2 separate regions of the Homo sapiens genome follow, and region 2 is linked to region 1. The links are chromatin loops, found by intact Hi-C in ENCODE. Cell type or tissue: endothelial cell of umbilical vein. All regions are shown on one strand. Each heading gives the region's core, and the rest is flanking DNA. Links, peaks and the distances in the headings are about the cores only.

Region 1 (8,000 bases), core at 1-8,000:
CACAAAGGAAAGGGAAAATCACCAAAAAGAGGAAGGAGATCATCATTTTAGAGTGACGGCCTCCCAAGAGAGGCCAGGCAGCTTCCTCAGTCAGCCTTTCTGAGCAGGGGACCACGGAAAAGTGTGATGAGTCTTTGTGGACTGGTGTCAGGGGACGGAGCATGGGGGCTTGTCAAAAAGGTGGATCGCCATGTGGGGGTGAGGCCAGGCGCTTCCTGGGGGTCATGGACTTGTTAAAAAGACGGATCACTGTCTGGACGCGGTGGCTCATGCCTATAATCCTAGCACTTTGGGAGGTCGAGGCGGGTGGATCACGAGGTCAGGGGTTCGAAACCAGCCTGGCCAGCATGGTGAAACCCCATCTCTACTAAAAATTCAAAAATTAGCCAGGCGTGGTGACGTGCGCCTGTAGTCCCAGCGACTCTGGAGGCTGAGGCAGGGGAATTGCTTGAACCGGGGAGGCAGAGGTTGCGGTGAGCCGAGATTGCACCACTGCACTCCAGCCTGGGCAACAGAGCGAGATTCTGTCTTAAAAAAAAAAAAAAGAAAAAAAGATGGATTACCATGTGGGGGCGAGGCCAGGCCTTCCTGGGAGGAATGTCTTCCCGGTTTTGTATTTCATCGTGAAAATCTTTGTCAGCTTTGCGTTCTAATCCACAAGCTGTCTATGTTGGTTATGTCACAAAAGTGTTTTCTTTACCAGTTCGATCTTTGGATCAAAGCAAGATGGAGTGTGAATCTTCTTCAGCAAGCTCCAGACACACGCCCGCTCCCCCCAGTGTCTGTGTGCCCCAGTTTGGGAGTCAAAAGTTGAGTCTGGGCTTTGGAACTGATCAGGTGTGGCATCCTGGCTCTAGAGCTCATTAGCTGAGTGACCGCCCTGACCCTCGATTTCTTCATCTGTAAAATAGGACCAACGGTCATCACCTCAGGGTGGCCTAGGGATATGAACCCAACGGGAGGGGGTTCAAGGGTGATGTGTCCCCCAAGGTGAGTCCTTGGAGGAGAGATTCCCTGGTGGTCATGCTTTGCACTGTGAGCTTTGTGGAGCTTACCTAGAGGGGCACATGTGGGGGCCTCAACTGGGCTCCATAGGGAAGGAATTTGATGGGGAGGGAGTCCCCTCTGAAGTGAGAGCTGAGCTGGCAGCATCTCCCTCGAGGGAGGGCAGGTTGACAGATGCCTGTCCCTAGAGCCAGCCCCTCCTGCCACCACCTCATATCCAGCCCAGGGGACATGGGGGCCCCAGGTATGGGGGCACAGAGGAGCTAGGGAAGGGGGCTGAGGCCTGGCTCAGCTCCCCCTTTCGGAGCAGCCCTGAGGGTGTGAGCTGAGGGGGAGGACCCCATTCCCCCAGAGGTGCTGGGCCCTTCCTGCTGGGGGTGCGTCTGGCCACCCTGGGCTCGCTCTTGGTTTCCCCATCTCTGGTTTTCTTTCGGGCTCCTTCCTCATTATGGGCTCTCCCCGGGCCTCCCTCTGCCTCTTGCTTGTCTCTGTGGCTTCTTCGTGGTTCCTCCACTTTCCTACTGTGCCCAGGAGGGCCATGAACAGGTGGCTCTGCCAGGGAGGGTGTGTGTGAGCGTGTGTGGGCGTCATCTCACACTGGAGGTGCTTGCTGCATGTACATGGCCGAGCTTGTGCTGCTGTGTGGGGCCCTGAGGGCTGGGGAGCGTTCTTGCCTCCAGATGGAATGCACTTATCTTTAAAGTCATTGTGCCTTTGAGAAGTTGGAAGGCATAGCCTGAAGGGTGGCTAGCCGCTAAGAAGTGTGCTGTGTGTTCTGGGCTTGCTTCCTGGGACTCACTTCCCGGTGCCCCTGGGCTCTGCTCTCCAGCAGGAACCTGGGCCACTTCTCCCCTTTGCAGCCACAGCTGGGGCTGCTGCAAGGGGCCCAGCTGCCCGTAGCTTTCCCAAGGAGTCTGGGACCCTCATTCTAGCCCCTCTGTCCTTGGCTGCAGGTCTGGGTGCCCTCCCCTCCCAACCTGAGGGTGAAGCAGCAGCTCTGGGGTGGGGCGGGGCGGGGGATGGAGGGAGAACAAGGCCTCAATCGTCACCAGGAGACTGCTAGCTTCTGGGTTAAGCACTGCTGCTCTGAAGACGCCTCTGTACGTGTGACTTCACTGGGTTCTGAGGAGGAAGAGAGTTTCCCTGGGCTGGATGAGACCAGGAAGCTGCCCCTTGTGCAGTCACCAGCCTGGGGCAGGTGCCACAGCCCACAGTCAGTGTGGCCTCCTAAGGAACACTGCAATGGGCTCAGAGGGCAGCTGCTAGGCCATGGGTCTGTCTCCTTTCTCACTTCTTGAAGCAGACAGACCTGAGTGATGATGCTTGTTCACCACCACCACAAAGCCACAGAATCTGAGCTCGGTCGCTTCTTCGCTGCAGAGCCAAATCCTTCAGTGCCGCAGCCTTTCCTTTCTTATCTCTAAAGCAGGGGTAATAATCTGCGGCTCTGAGCATGAGGGAACGCTGAAATGCCTAAGAGCAATGAGCATGCCTCTCCACCGAAGGAAATCAGGGTTCCTTGGAGAAATGGCTGATGCCAGGGCTGGGGCAGGGACAGTGCAGGCTGAGCCTGGAGAATCTGCTAGTGCCAGAAAGTAAGGAAGCGCCTGGAGATGAATGAGGACGTGTCCGAAACCTCCCACTGGTCGCACTTGGGATGTTTGAGCATCAAAATGAATCACGAACGCAAAACGAAGGACTCACGATATCCTCACCACCCTCCTCGCAAAGGCAAGACCAGGGGAGGCTCGTGTTTGTGGAATGCCGGGTCACGTGGAGGAGATTGGGTAACAGCGGGTTCCAGCCAAGATGCTATTGCAGTGCTTCTCAGACTTCACTGCGCATACGGTGCGCCAGGGGGACTTGTTAAAGGGAACACTCTGGTTCAGCAGGTCTGCAGTTTTTTTTCTCCTCCAGGCTCTTGGAAGACTGTCATGCAGCTGCCCACAGACCTCACACTGAATAGCAAAGAATGATGGATAGTAAAGGCACTGTGCAAAAATTTCAACAACTTTTTGCCTTGCCACAGTGACCGTGATTGTCCTGCAGATGACTAAGAGAAAAGTGACCTTCCTTTCCAAGAGATCTGGCAAACACGACTCAGACCCGGCGGTCAAGCCTAACACAGCTGTGGTGCGGTGGGAAGGCTCAGCCTCCCTCTGCAGGACTCTTGCCAAAGCAGCCTTTAACCTGAACTTCCTCACAAGGAAACAATCAGATGGATCCAGAGTGTGGGGCATTCTCCAAGTGATTGGTTTGCACTCTTAAAAAGATACCAGTATCACGAAAGAAAAAAAATGGATAACATTGATAAATAGGCATACGGGGAATATTCTGGACTAAAGGAACAAGAGACCCGACAATCAGAAGCAATATGTGAACCACAGTTGGATCCTAGACCCAGACATAAAGGGCATTTGGGGGGCACCCAAGGATATTTGAATGCGGACCGTGTGGTAGATGGTATTTTAAAATACATTTTGGATGTATTGGGGGTGCTTATGGTATCATGGGCATTTTGGAGCATGTTCTTGTTCTTAGGAAATCTGTTGGAGTATTTAGGGGTGAAGTATTGTGGAGCGAAGGTCATCCCAGTGACCCTTCTGCTGCTTACCTTCTGTTGGCTGGGCAAACATACAAATGCAGGAACGGTTTATATATAGAGAAAAGTGACTGGGCACGGTGGCTTGTACCTGCAATCCCAGCACCTTGAGGGTGCTGAGGTGGGAGGATCACTTGAGGCTAGGAGTTCCAGACAAAACTGGGCAACATAGCGAGGCCCTGTCTCTACAAAAAGTAAAAATACTAGCTAGGTGCAGTGGCCTGTAGTCCCAGCTACTCGGGACGCTGAGGTGGGCGGATCGTTTAAGCTCAGAAAGTCTAGGCTACTGTGAGCCATGATTGCGCCATGTACTCTAGCTTGGACGACATAGCAAGAAAAGAGAAAAGCAAAAAAAAAGAAAAAAAAAAAAAGAAAAAAGCAAATGAGTGTGGCCAAGTGGTAACAGTTGATTGGTGAATCTGGGTGAAGGGTAGATGATAGTCCCTGTAGTATCCTTTCCACTTTCTTTGAGGTTTATACTTTGAAAATAAGGAGGTGAGAGGGCCACATGAAATGTGGAGGTGAGTGGTGGGCTTAGAACCTCTTTTCCTCCCTCTGCTCTCTCGTCAGGGCTGCTGTGGCCTCCTGCATGGCACCTAGATTGTTGGAGGCCACCGAGACTCTCCACCCAGAGGTGGGGAGCAGGCTTAGGTGGCTCCACTGTCGGAGTGGGGATGGGGAGGTGTGAGCAGCAGCCGGGAGAGGGGTCCTGTGTGTCTGGTTGCAGGGACAGCTCGCATTTGAGAGATGGGCTTGGAGGAGGGGTTGTGTGCTGGGGAACTAGGTGACTATGGGATCTGCGGGACTGTCCTCAGACTGGCTCCCTCTGCCCCTGGGGGTTTAAGACTCCCATTGTACCCCTTTCACCACTGCCACCCCAGCCTGATGTGTCAGACAGCAGGCAGCATCTTGGGGCAGGAGAGGGGAGGCAGAGGGCCTTGTACCCCTTCCCCTGCCTGGGCGCCCACCATGGCCTGCCCACGCCAACCCTGGTCTCGGTGCAGACTTGTCCTGCGATGTCCCTGGTATCCCCAGCTGAGTGCCTGCAAGGCCTCAGAGCTTGTGACCACGGAGGCCTTCAGCTGGCCATCCTGCCCTCTGTCTCCCCTGCAGGGGCCCCTGGAGCATGAGGGCGGAAAGATCCCCGAGGCCAGCCCTGTGTCATCATCCACAGCTCCCCAGCTTGGCTGACCCGAGCTGTGTGTGGGAGACGACGGAGGAGGAGGGGCAAGGAAAGATTGACAGAGGGACAGCCCCCGGGAGTCAGTGAGCGAGCCTGGACCCAGAGGTGGGGGGCGGGGGTGGGGAGAAGGCTCGCCTTTGTCCTGTTCTAGGGGCCCTCCTCCCTTTCGCCTCTTGGGGTGTCTCCCTCGGGACTGGGCCCAGAGAAAGCCTGGCCGGGTGTCTGACAGTGGCCTTCCCCCTGCCCGCCTGCCTGTCCTCTGTCTGTGTCTGCCTGCCTGGGGAGCCTCGGTGTGAGAACGCCGGGGCACGAGGGTGTGCATCCTGCCTCCGTGGCCCCCGACCGCAGGCTCTGCTGGGAGGAAGGGGCGAGACAGGGCTCACTTCTCAGCCCGCCCTTCCTGTGCAGGCAGGTGGGGAGGAGATGATGCGGAAGGTGAGGGCCTTATGCGTTTTCTGGGGTCTCAGCAGCTGGGTGGTGGGTGCCTGGGAGGGAGATTTGCTGGATGAGGTCCCCCTTCCATGTGTGTGTGGGGGTGGGGTGTTGGGAACTCTGCTGCCACTGCAGGGACGAGGGGTGCCGCTGGCTGGTGGAGGAGCCCCTAGCTTTCTGCCTGGCCCTGGCCAGGACCAGAGTGACTGGGAACGCGGCCCTCACCCCTCCTTCCTTAGGCTTCCCTCCTGGGCCCCTGGGCTGGTCCTTCTGATGGCCTTGGGAAGTGCTTATCCCTGCCCTGGGCCATGCCATTCAGACTGTGGGTGTGTGTCCCGCAAGTGCAGCAGGCCCACTGGTCTCTGGGGCCGAGGGAGGGATCAGAGACCCCAGGAGGGGCTGCTGGGGCCCAGCCGGGTGAGCCCGAAGACCCGGCCCTCCTCACTGTGGCGGCTAGAGCTCCTGGCCCCTCCTGACTGGACGGTGTCAGGCTGTGTCCTGATTTGTTTGTGCTCACCTGCCATCTGTCACATAAGGACACTTCCCTTCTGAGGAGGCGGCCCTGGTGACTTGAAGTGCGTGCATGGTGGGTGGGTGCTGTACGTGGTGAGCTGCTCCTGGCTCAAACAAGACAGGCCTGGGCACCCTTCCTCCTTCTGGGTTCGGTGGCCGTGCACTGCCTGTGCCCCATGACTCACGCTGTGGGTCAGGGCCTTGCCTGCCATGCGGGGGCTGTTGGAGGGTGGCAGGACTCCCTGTACCCACAGGGAGCGGCTGACGCCAGGGCCTTCTGCCCTCTCACTGGGCCATGACAAAGGCCTTGGCGGAGGGCTGGGGAGGGGCACCCACCCACGGGATGCTCCCACTGAGCCCCTGTGGACCCGGGTGCCGGAGGCATGGCGTCAACTCAGTGAACCACCCAGCCTTTCTAGGGAGGAGCCTTGGGAGGGTTTCCTTCCACAGCCGAGGCCCAGCGAGGCTGAACCCTGTGGATGATTGCAGGAGGAGGTTCTGGAGCTGGCCACGGGTTCACACTTTGTCATTCCTGCCACCTGCCCCCCCTCCCTGCCCTGCCCTGGGGTGTCCCCTCCAAGGCACTTCAGCTCCACTCACATCTGGCCTTGGGTTGAGGACATGGTGAGAGGAAGCTCTGATAGGAGGTGATTGGGTGTGGCACTGATAAAGCTCCTGGGACTGTTGGCTCTGTGGCTGCCTCTGCCGCCTGGGCCTCTGTGTGTCTCGTCCGCCGCCAAGTTTTCAAAGGCTCCCCTTTGTTTATCACAGAGTGAGTGTGCGTGATAAGTGTGTGATGAGTGTAGGTGGAACTGATTGTCTAAGGGGCCCTCACCCAGTAACCCTGGACAGAGTGCAAATCCTGGCCTGTGCCGCCAGACCCTCCTCCTCACCCAACTCCTGCTCATCCTTCAAAACCCAGCACAACTGTCCTGCCCAGCTTTCCTTAGTCGCTGCTGGGCCAGCCCCTCCTGGACACCTGGAGTCCCCTGTGTCCCTCAGTGGTCTGCCTGTGAGCTCGGCACAGGGGAGGCCCCACTAACCAAGTGTGGAACGGATGGGGTGGGAGATCTGTGTCCCAGGGCTCACGGCCTTGTCCCAGCTCCTGTTCTGGGGCAGGGGGTGCCCAGATTGTTTTTCCCTGTGGTAGCCACACCAGGAGCTCCTTGAGGATGGGGACCCCAGGCCACTTGCCTGCGTTCCCTCATGGATGAAATGGGGGTAGGTGCAGTGAGGATGGCATGTGGCCAAGGCCAGCCTCGCCCATGGGTCTTCCCTGGGCCTCGGCCATGCTGTGGCCTTGTTATTCCTCCCATTTCCAAGGCGGGGGCACTGGAGCACTGAGAGCTTCAGCAGCCTGAGGTCTCGCAGAGTGGGGAGACTGGCTCAGCCTCAGGCTTGCTGTCACCCCTCAGGGCTGAGGGCTTTCTGTACATTACCCTTCCATTTTGTCTGGGAGGAGCCTGAGGCTGAGAGGTGGGTTGTTTTGTTTAGGGTCATGTCTCTGCCCTCAAAGCCCACAGCTCAGATGAGCAGCAGCCGCTGAGAATATCTTGTGTGTCTGTCCTGTGCTTAGCCCTGTGTGGGTGTTGGGGACACAGAGATGACTGGAACAGTGTCCCTGACCTCAAGCTGTTCCTTCAGGGTGAGGGTGTGAGGCACACAGGCACATCACATAGCAGTGAGGAAAGCTCTAAGTGGTACAGAGTGTTTTGAGGAAAGGAGAGATCAGGGACAGTTCACAGTGATGTCACCTGAGTGAGGTTTTGAAGGATGCATAGGAGTTTGCCATGTGCAGGTAGAGTGTGCGCGTCTGTGACTTCTGTCTCACATCTTGGGATGCCGTCAGCCTGGACCCGGTGTGAGGGCTGGCGGTGTCAGTCAGGCCCATCCCCCACCTGTGTGAAGGCTGCTCTGAAGGCCTTTTAGGGATTTGCCATTTCTTGAATATCATGGGCCAGGTACTGCTCTGCACTTTATAGACATGATCTTTGTAATCCTTGAGGAGGGTGCCAGTGTTCACTTCATTTTGTAGATTGAGGCTCAGAGAGTAGCTGTCCCTTTTCCCAAGGGTCTTCTCACTGCTGCGTGGAGTCTCACCTGGGCTGGTGTCTCGTTCTCAAGGCTGGAAGATCTCCCCAGTTCTCCAGCTGTCTGTGCAGAGCACACAGCAGTGTTTGGGAACTGGGTCGAGTGTGTGTCTGTCTCTGTACACCTCAGGAGCCCTGGTGGCCAGTGTGGGTGGGGAAGACTGGGGACCTTTTG
Region 2 (10,306 bases), core at 898-8,897, 90 kb before region 1:
TGCAGTGAGCAGAGATCGCGCCATTGCACTCCAGCCTGAGTGACAGAGTGAGAATCTGTCTCAAAAAAAATAAAAAAATAAAAAAATTAATAAAGGAATGATCTTGATGGGTCCCGGGATCTGTGCAGCCCACAAGGACCCTGCCCCAAAGCACCACACTGTGTGTCTCTTGGGATGAAACACAGCAGAGGAGGAGATATTTTAGTCACTGCCAAATGCTTTGTTTTATATACAGGCTCTGATTTATAATTTAGCTCTTATATAATAAACACTTTCCAATAGAACTATACTTAGAACCGCACTGGCTTGTTTCATCTCGGTCTCTCTGCCGAGGGCCCAGATCTGCTGTGGCCAATGCGTGGATGTGGACAGTGGATCAGGAGGCTCCGCAGAGAGGGCTGCACCATCAAGAGAGCCCTGTCAGCCTCAGGACGGTGTGGCACCACCACCGCGATACGCCAGGGACGTGGCGTGGGTTTTAAATGTCAGCTATGTGGTAGGCAATTGTGTTGATAGCACCACATGTGGATTTCTAAATTACAGACTTAGTGAAAACCTAGGATCACCATGTCACTTCCAGAGTGTCTCCTGGTCCCCTCAAGTCTGAGTCATGAATGTCGTACGTGGGATTGGAGCAGCCACGGCAAGTGGGCACCCTCCAGGGACCCCCAAAGACTTCTGAAATTGCCTTCTGTGTGGGGGGGAAATGTGGCCAGAATGTATTTCGCTTATAGCCAAGCTTTTAAAAAGAAAGCAACAGCAACAAAGTGTGTGGGCTTTTAGTAGACATAGAGAGAAGGAGAAGTAACACCCTGTCAGGATGTGGAAGCCATTTCCATCAATAGATGATTCCAGAGGCGCACGGCGGGGGGTGGGGGGGTTCCCTGAGGAGACAACACCCAGCAGCTCTGCCTCTGGAGGCCGTGTGGAGAGCACGGGGAGCACCATCCCAGCATCTGCACTGTGGGCACAGGAGGCTGCTGGAACCAGAGACCCGGATCTGCCCTTGTTATTGTCCCGAACGTCGCTGCTGGACTGTGCATCCCCAGATGCTTCATTCCCTCACCCTGCCTGAAGCTCCCAAAATGAGTAGCAGGACACGTGGAGTCCTCTGGGCTTCTGATGCAGACAGACAGGGCCGGCGTCCGTCCAGTCCTCCATGCTGTCTAGCGCTTGGCTTTGGCAAGCACTCCAGGGCCCTGAGGTCTTTCCTTAAAGACCAGGGATAGCCACAGCCATTCTGCTTGATAAGGATTGGATGTGCTCATGGACACACGGCCTCTGGCACATAGCTGGGCCTCCGTAAAGGGTGCCTCTCTGCGTATCTGCCTCACACTGTTGATGAAGCAGCCTGCCGCAAAGTGACCGCCCAGCCCTATTGCAGTGCATTTAATCCGAGGGTGGGGAAATGGTTTCAGTTCTGAGCCCCAGTTTAGTGGGGTTCCAGGAAGTCATCAGGGAAGCGAGGACTGGAATCATGTGCCCATGAAGGATTGCACCATTACAGAAGGGAGTGCAGATTGGGGAAAATGCAACAGAAGCGGAAATGAAGTCCAGGTCACAGTGGGGACACATGTGGCATGGTGTGCAGGCTTGGGTGTAAATCCTGGCTTCCTCGCTGACAAGCGGCAGGACTTTCTCAAGCGGCTGGACCTCGGTGCCCCAGGCTCTCCAGCTGATGACTACACCGACCTTACACCGACCTCTTGGAGTTGTCCTGGGGTGGTGCCTGGCCCATGGGAAGAACGTTGGGCCTGTTTGCACCACCACTCTCTCTGAGCTGGCTTCCCTCCCTCCTCCCCATCTACACATCTTTTCTCTATCTCAGAGCCTCTGCCGACTGAGCCTCCTCCGACACAGCTCCTTTCTTTCCGTGCTTCTTCCCTTATGCTCCTGACTGCTCCCCGGGGCTTCTGTCTCCGCCTCCTCTCAGCTGTGTTGGAGCCGCTCAGCTCTGCCCCTACCCGGCCGTGTGCTGGCACTGGTTCATGCCACGCTGGCTTGAGGGAGCTGATGGTTCTGTTTTAAGCGAGCATTGAAACAGTCGTGGCAGGACTGTTTACACGATGGAAATCAGTAAGCACTGTTTCGGTGACGTCTGGGCCACACTTCACAGGTTAAGGACACAGTCCCCGTAAGACTGTCTTCCTACAGACTCCAGCCACAAGTTTGGTGGCAGGTCACCCTTGGGTGGCTACAAATTCAGGAATCGGGGTTTGGTAATTTACTGGATAATTTACTGGAATGACTCAGGGAACTCAAGAAAGCACGATGCTTAGGATTACAGTTTTATTATAAACACAAAGATACAAGTCAGAACCAGCCGAAGGGAAAGATGCATGAGTGAGGCCTGGGAGTGTCCCAAACACGAAGCTTCCGTCATTCCCAGACACGACTGTCTTCCCGCACATTGTGTGTGACGGTGCACAGAGTGCTGTCGCCCAGGGAAACTCACCGGAGCTGTGACGTCTGGAGTTCTTACTGGGTTTCATTATGTAGGCGTGGTTGATCGGATCACAGCTCACGGGACTTCATTTCGAGCCCCTCTCCCTTAGCCCGGGTCAGGCTGACATCTCAAAGCCCCAACCCTCTCCTTACACGGTTGGTCTTTCTGGCCTGGTGGCCCCCCATCCTGAGTTACCTTGCTAGCATAAACCATGGGCTGTAGCTCAAGGATCCACCATGAATAATAAGGGTTTAGAGGCAACCTCCCAGGACCTAGGGACAAGGACCAGCCAAACTGTCAATTACACAGCTACGAATCAGCGTCCACTGCCCCTCCCCTGTGTTTCCATTCCTGTCTCCGAGAGCAGGCCCCGGACAGGCCAGACTCATCTTTTCCTAGCATGCAGCATCACGAACTCTAACAAGCCTCTGGCCAGGTGCCACCCCGCCCAAGCTGCTGGAGAAAAATTCACCCTTTGCCTCTCCTCCCATGGGACCTGCCCTTCTCTTCTGCTCCCCTACCCCGCATTTAGTGACCTGAATCTCTGGCTTTCTATTTGTCCTTGCCAAATGTTATCTTTGCTGGTTTTAGCCTGTTCTTCCTCCTGTTGGATCATTTTTATATCCTGGATTTGTTAACTCAGACATGGAATGACTGCATCGTGCTGTTCACAGTTTTGGCAACTGCAGTTCCCATGTTTATGTAAGTCATTTGCAAGACCCTCCGTAATCAGTTGCTACAGCCCTCCCAGCCTCTGGACAGGGGTTTGAGCCTGTTGTTAATACATTGTCCCTACACTTCACTGCTCTCAGCCCTCCTCCTTGCCGAGTCTCCCAGGCCTCACACGTGCCTAGAGGATGTCTCCAGGGTTACTGCTCCCAGACCACGTGTGCAGGCCCCACCCACTGGCAGCTCCCACAGCCCAGGGCATCCCTGCCTTGCACAGTGAGACCTGTCGTCTCTGCCTTAGACGGAGCTCGGTGGAGCTCTCCTGGGTTTGGTGCAGAAGCAAAAAGGAGGCTCCTCTTTCCCACCCTGAGTCTATCTTGTCTCCTCACCCCCTGTCCTTGAAAGGAAGGCGTAGACACCTTTCCTCCTCTCCACCTCTGCCCTAGGGACTTGCACACACTTTTCCTCAAGAGCCTTCTCTGGGGACTTCTCTGGCTGCACTTGCCCACCGCCTTTAGTTTCGGACAACCACAGCTGAGGAGTGCCGCCTTTTGCTGGGGCTTGCTGTGTCCCAGGGACATTTTCCTCCTTTCTGTCTCTCAGTCTTCACCACAGCTCCCTGAAATACTGTTTTTACCCCCTGTTTTTAGATAAGAAAACAGAGGCTTGGAGATAGTAAAAGCTCACTCAAAACCGTCATGAGCATACATCACAGGTCTAGGTTTGCATCCAAGCGGTCCACACATTCAACAGGTGTTTAGTGAACACCTATTGTATGCTGTCTGCCTCTGGAGCCCTCGTGCCTTCTACACCACCTGCCGCCTCTCATGCTGCTGAGGACCCAGGACTGGTGGGAGTGCCAGGTGGGAATGGGAGGGGGTGGGTGGGTGCCAGGGCTCTAGTAGGGGCACAGGGTGGGGGGGCGCTCACTCCTCCTGTCCCCCACTAGATGGGGCTGCTTGGTTGGACATCTCAGGCAGTGCTGGGTCAAACTGTCCGTCCACACCTTGTGGGCTTTAGGGCCCTTCTCTAAGCCCAGGGATGTCCAGCCTGCCCGGAGAGCACTCAAGAATGACCAGGAAGCTACCCAGAGGGGTTCCCACATCATGCTGGGATGTGGAGGGGACTGGAGCCCGAGGGGACTTGGAGGCCCCCTGACTCATGACCTACATTTTCATTTCTCAGAAGTTGCAGCTATGGAAGGTTCTGGAAGGTTGATGGCCCACGAAGACACAGGAGGATGGACCCCAGAGGCAGTTTCTATGAACAGAGACATGCCTGGAACTGTGGGGTTCATATTTAGTTAACATTTTTTTAAGTTTAAAATTTTTAAATTTTGTGGATTCATAATAGCTGTACATACTAGTTTTCTCCCTGCAAACTTAATTTTGAAAAATTGCTAGCCTACAGAAAAGTTGAAAGCATAGTACAATGAACACCTGTTTATCTCTCACCTGGAGCCACTACTTGTTAATATTTGGTCAATTCGGCCGGGCGCAGTGGCTCACGCCTGTAATCTCAGCACTATGGGAGGCTGAGGAGGGTGGATCACCTGAGGTCGGGAGTTCAAGACCAGCCTGACCAACGTGGAGAAACCCTGTCTCTACTAAAAATACAAAATTAGCCGGGCGTGGTGGTGCATGCCTGTAATCTCAGTTACGGGGAGGCTGAGGCAGGAGAATCACTTGAACCCGGGAAGCGGAGGTTGCGGTGAGCTGAGATGATGCCATTGCACTCCAGCCTGGGCAAAGAGAGTGAAACTCCGTCTCAAAAAAAAAAATATTTGGTCAATTCTTCTTGGTCTCTTTCTCACACTGTGTGCGTGTGTGCATGTGTGAGTCGTTGGAAAATCAGTGGCAGACAGCATGTCACTTCCCCCGAACACTCCAGCAGCATCTCCTAAACACAGGCACATTCTCTGATATAACCTCGGTGCTGTTCTTGGTGCTATTATTCTTTTAAGAAAAGAATGGAAGGGAAAATATACTTGGCTTAGGAACGTGACAAATCCCCAGTGAGGCCTGGTTGCCAAGAGTGAGAACATGAGGAAGCCAGCTGGGAGAGTCTCCTTCCCTTGCTTTGAGGGAAATCCGAGGCCTAGCTTGTATTCACGTCATGACTTGAGCTTTACTTTGCTGTGCTTTGCAGGTGATTCATATGGGCAGGCATGATTTCATCTGAATGTGGAGGACCGTCTCTCAGGAACTCTAATTCTTCCCAGTGGAACTGTGAGAAACTCAGTCATTTGTCTTTTGCTTTTTTTTCCTCTTTTTACTTCACTGTCAATTTTCGAACCAGTATAGACGTTGAGGAAGTCTCATTCTTCTCAGACTGGCAGTCACTGCATACTGTGTAGTTACATCTTGCTGGTCATCAAAAAAATGCAAATTCATACGGGTGAAGAGATAGCTTAGGACCACATTAGTAAGTGTCCACAAGTTAGTAAATGCATGTTTGGCGGATGGTGAGGCCTGGTCCTTTGAAAGGAATGGCAAGCTGCGTGGGCACCCTTCGTGTGCAGGAGTGCACGTTTAGGTCATACTAGTTTTCAAGAACAATTCCAAAGTGTGGCCTGGGACCCCCAACACTACATTGCAACCAGTGAGCTACAACTCTCCCATCATCCCTCCAAACAACAAAGAGTTGATGAAGCAGTGTATACTAAAGATGGAAAACTGCAATATGTTCCTTTTTTAAAGCTATTTTCCTTCTGAATAATTTTTTTTTCTTTGAGACAGAGTCTGGCTCTGTCGTCCAGGCTGGAGTGCAGTGGCGTGATCATGGTTCACTGCAGCCTCAACTTCCCGGGCTCAAGCCATCCTCTCACCTCAGACTCCCGAGTAGTTCGGACTCCAGGTGTGCGCCACCATGCCTGGCTCACTTTTTCTATTGTTTGTAGAGATGAGTCTCACTGTATTGCCCAGGCTAGCCTTGAACTCCTAGACTCAAGCTATCTTCCCCCTTTGGCCTCCCAAAGTGCTGGGATTACAGACATGAACCACTATGCTGGGCTGTAATTTTTTTTTTTAAGCAATTGGTTCTTCACTTTTACTTTTGTATACATATTTTTTTTGTTATGTCTTTCTACTGCTGGATACGCAGGTGTCTCTGAAAATGGAACATTCCAGCTTTTAAAAACTTCATCATATGCTTTTTCATATGGCAGAAACCGACCTGTATTTTGAAAAGATAAAAAGTTTTGAGGCTGGGCACAGTGGCTCACGCCTGTAATCCCAGCACTTTGGGAGGCCGAGGCGGGTGGATCACCTGAGGTCAGGAGTTCAAGGCCAGCCTCACCAATATGGAGAAACCCCATCTCTACTAAAAATACAAAAATTAGCCAGGCATGGTGGCTCATGCATGTAATCCCAGCTACTCGGGAGGCTGAGGCAGGAGAATTGCTTGAACCCAAGAGGCGGAGGTTGCAGTGAGCTGAGGTAGTGCCATTGCACTCTAGCCTGGGCAACAAGAGCGAAACTCCATTTCCAAAAAAAAAAAAAAAAAAAAAAAAAAAGGTTTCAACCAAATGGTAGGGGAGGGATTTTAACGTTCACTTTAGAATCTCCTGGTGCCATTTCCCACAGCATAATCAAGATGCCACAGTTGATCTCATGTCAGAGTGATAGTGTAGCAGGACGAGCTGCAGACAAAACCCCTCAGACACCGAATTAAAGAAGGAAGGGCTTTATTCGGCCGGGAGCATAGGCAAGACTCACGTCTCAAAAACTGAGCTCCCCAAGTGAGCAATTCCTGTCCCTCTTAAGGGCTTACAACTCTAAGGGGGTCCACGTGAGAGGGTCGTGATTGATTGAACAAGCAGGGGGTACGTGACTGAGGGCTGCATACACAGGTAAGAATGGAACAGAACAGGACAGGGATTTTCACAGTGCCTTTCCATACAACGTCTGTAATCTATAGATAACATAACTGATTAGGTCAGGGGTCGATCTTTAACTACCAGGCCCAGGGTGTGGCGCAGGGCTGTCTGCCTGTGGATTTCATTTCTGCCTTTTAGTTTTTACTTCTTCTTTCTTTGGAGGCAGAAATTGGGCATAAGACAATATGAGGGGTGGTCTCCTCCCTTATTCGATGAGCCAGTTCTGCCCTAGTGGAGTTCGTCAGTGCTGTTAGACAGGAGCAACAATCCCCAACTCTACATTCAGAGCCCTTTCAGCTATTTTTCTCAAGTCCAACACAGCACAGCACCGACCTGGTACGTGCGGTCGACAATTTTCAGGGCACCTACCCAGCTCATTTCCTCTTGGCAAGAGCCATGCTTTTAATGTGAGAATGAACCCATGACCTCAGCTAGGCAGTCAGCTTCTCTCACAGCTATGGGAAGTGGACAGAGAGATGCCACCTGGGCAGCCTCGCCAGCTGTTTGGGCAGATGCCTGTGAACTTGGGTACCTAAGATGGCCACAGGCCGCCATGGGCACAGGGAGGCCAGAAACTTCGCTTTGCCTCCCAAGGGCAGCAGGATCTGGACAGGGATGCTGTCTGCACCTTATGGACTGCAGGGTAGGGGGCTGCACTGGCTCCTTTCTGCAGGATGAACTACTCATCTGGTGCTGTCACTCCTCCACTCCCCCTGGCTTATCTCACGTGGAAGAGCTGCAGCCATTGCCATTTAGATGGATTTTGCAATGCGATTCCTGACCTTTGATTCTATCCCCAGTGCCCTCAGGATAAATTCTGAACTCGCTGACTTAGAAGGCCTTCAGTAACCTGACCTGAAGCCTCTTCCTGCTCCCTCATCTCTTGGTACTTTTCCTCACATTACCTCACAGCCAAATGGTTAGGCACCTCTGGTTAGGCATTCACTGTCCCTCAGCCAGGAATGGTCTGTCTTCACTCCTGTCCCCTTCACCTGGCTCACTCCTGTTTAGTCTCCAGGTTTTAATGTCAATGCTACTTCCTCAGAGAAGCCTTTCACAGCCCATAAGGATGGGTTAGCTGCTCCTCCCATGGGACCCCAAGGTAACTTGTCCAGCTCCATTTAGGGTAAAAACAGCTCTCAGGCTGGGAGATTTTAAAATTCCAATTAGAATCTGCCTGCAGCATACACTGAAATCCTTGCACCATTCTGTAAGAGTCATCCCAGAGATGAAGTGGCATGTCCAAGCAGCTAGGCAAGCCGCCCTTCCCACCACAGTCACCCACCAGCAGCAGGCACCCAGGCAACCCCGCAGTAAGACAGGAGCACTTACACTCCAAGAGTCTCTCACCACAAAGGCGGTTGTTCATTGTTTCAGCAACTATGCTGCAAACACCCTCAGACTCAAACTCCACAAATGCATAGCCTATGTGAGTTGCAGTCCGCAACAGAAAATCCACAAGAAATAGACCAATCATCAGACTCCTAAATGCCGTTCATTTAAATTGTGTACATTTTTAAGCAGGTAGTATCATTAGCCTAATTATCAAATGACACTATGTCATCTTGTAATTCCAGTTCCAAAATCATATAGCTCAGAGCCTGCTATGGGAAAAGAAAATATCTTAATTTGAACATGCAGCTGAAGTTCACATATTCCTGGAATTTTGGTTAAATGTAATCAATACGTGATGACTATGGCTGGGATTGATTCAACAGCAACACCCCATTGTGGAGAGGAAATATGATAGTGCCCGGTTCTTTACCCCTTATCCACTTATTTGATTTCACTGACAGCTGTATTATTCATAATACTCCGGAGATAGTATAATGCTCTGTGAAGGACGAAGATAATATTCTCATATTGTTTATATGTGAGAGTTGAGATGAAACAAAAACAAATCCTCAGTATCTCCCGGCAAATCCATGAAACACTGCTCATTCTCATGCTCCAGCATGACCGGACACCTTCCCAGCGGGAGGCACGGGGACTGGGCCAGCACTCTTTGAAATGCACATCTCGAATTCGCCACTCGGCACCCTAGCACGAAGTGGGTTCTGTCACCTATCTTTGTAACAAGTATGTGGGTTTTGGAGTTCAAAGGCTCAGGTTTGGATTCTCGACTCTGATAAGTAAGGGTAAGTAACACTTAAGCATCATGAGCCTCAGTTTTCCATTCTGTAAAATGGGGATGCTAACCACTCTCAGGGTTGCTGTGAAGATATGAGATTGTGCACAAGAGCTCAACACAATGTGTGTCATGGACTCCATAAATGTTACCAGTGATTGGTGGTAATAACCAGAAAGGTTTTCTTTTTTTTTTTTCTTTTTTTTTGAGACTGATTCTCTCTCTGTCGCCCAGGCTGGAGCGCAGTGGCGCGATCTTGGCTCACTGCAAGCTCTGCCTCCCAGGTTCACGCCATTCTCCTGCCTCAACCTCCCCAGTAGCTGGGACTACAGGCGCCCGCCACCACACTTGGCTAATTTTTCATATTTTTAGTAGAGATGGGGTTTCACTGTGTTAGCCAGGATGGTCTCCATCTCCTGACCTCGTGATCTGCCCGCCTCGGCCTCCCAAAGTGCTGGGATTACAGGCATGAGCCACCGTGCCTGGCCCAGAAAGGTTTTCTAACCTTGCATTAGACAACATAGCTTTGGCTATGGATCAAAATTGGTGATGTGACTGGAGATAAGGAACCACCTGAAAGCCGCGTGGCTTAACAGGGTGGGAGTCAGGAGGCTCACTGCTAGCGCCAGCTGTGTCACTCATCAGCAGGTTGGCCACGCCCACCACTGGGTCTCAGGTTGGTTGTCCACAACAGAAGCATTCTAGTAAAAATTATTTTTTAATTATTTATTTATTTATTTGTTTTGAGACGGCATCTTGCTCTGTTGCCCAGGCTGGAGTGCAGTGGCCCGGTCTCGGCTCACTGCAGCCTCCACCTCCCGGGTTCAAGCAATTCTCCTGCCTCAGCCTCCCGAGTAGCTGTGATTACAGACACCCGCCACCATGCCTGGCTAATTTTTTGTATTGCTAGTAGAAATGGGGTTTCACCATGTTGGCCAGGCTGGTCTTGAACTCCTGACTTTGTGATCCACCTGCCTCAGCCTCCCACAGTGTTGGGATTACAGGCGTGACCCACCATGCCTAGCCACTCATTCTGGTAAAAATTAAACTGCCTGTAGCTGGGTGTGGTGGTGAGTGACTGGGGTCCTAGCTACTGAGGAGGCTGAGGTGGGAGGATTGCTGAATCCAGGAGTTTGAGACTGCAGTGAGCTAGGATCGCACCATTGCACTGCAGCCTGGGCAACAG

The links. Peaks named below come from ENCODE experiments on the same cell type or tissue, not always from the same donor. Only the 100,000 strongest peaks of a DNase experiment are listed, where the experiment ranks them.
Region 2: it touches region 1 in a loop (2.7-fold over the local background); 9 of 110 quality-filtered maps call a loop at or near these places.

What each region holds. Positions count from the first base shown.
Region 1 is chr2:127,079,057-127,087,056 of GRCh38, reverse strand. All of the region lies in intron 1 of BIN1 (bridging integrator 1), which reads left to right. Among named protein-coding and RNA genes, the nearest start is that of BIN1, 24 kb to the left of the region's middle. RefSeq lists enhancers at 1-483, 1,891-2,030, 4,503-4,702, 4,743-4,802, 5,373-5,502 and 1 more. In endothelial cell of umbilical vein, for the core only: no CTCF peak of the experiment used is centred there; a DNase peak (open chromatin) is centred at 3,136; H3K27ac peaks cover 181 bases.
Region 2 is chr2:127,168,141-127,178,446 of GRCh38, reverse strand. It overlaps the pseudogene NIFKP9. Among named protein-coding and RNA genes, the nearest start is that of CYP27C1, 47 kb to the left of the region's middle. RefSeq lists an enhancer at 6,950-7,501. In endothelial cell of umbilical vein, for the core only: a CTCF peak has its summit at 4,077 (motif pointing right); no DNase peak of the experiment used is centred there.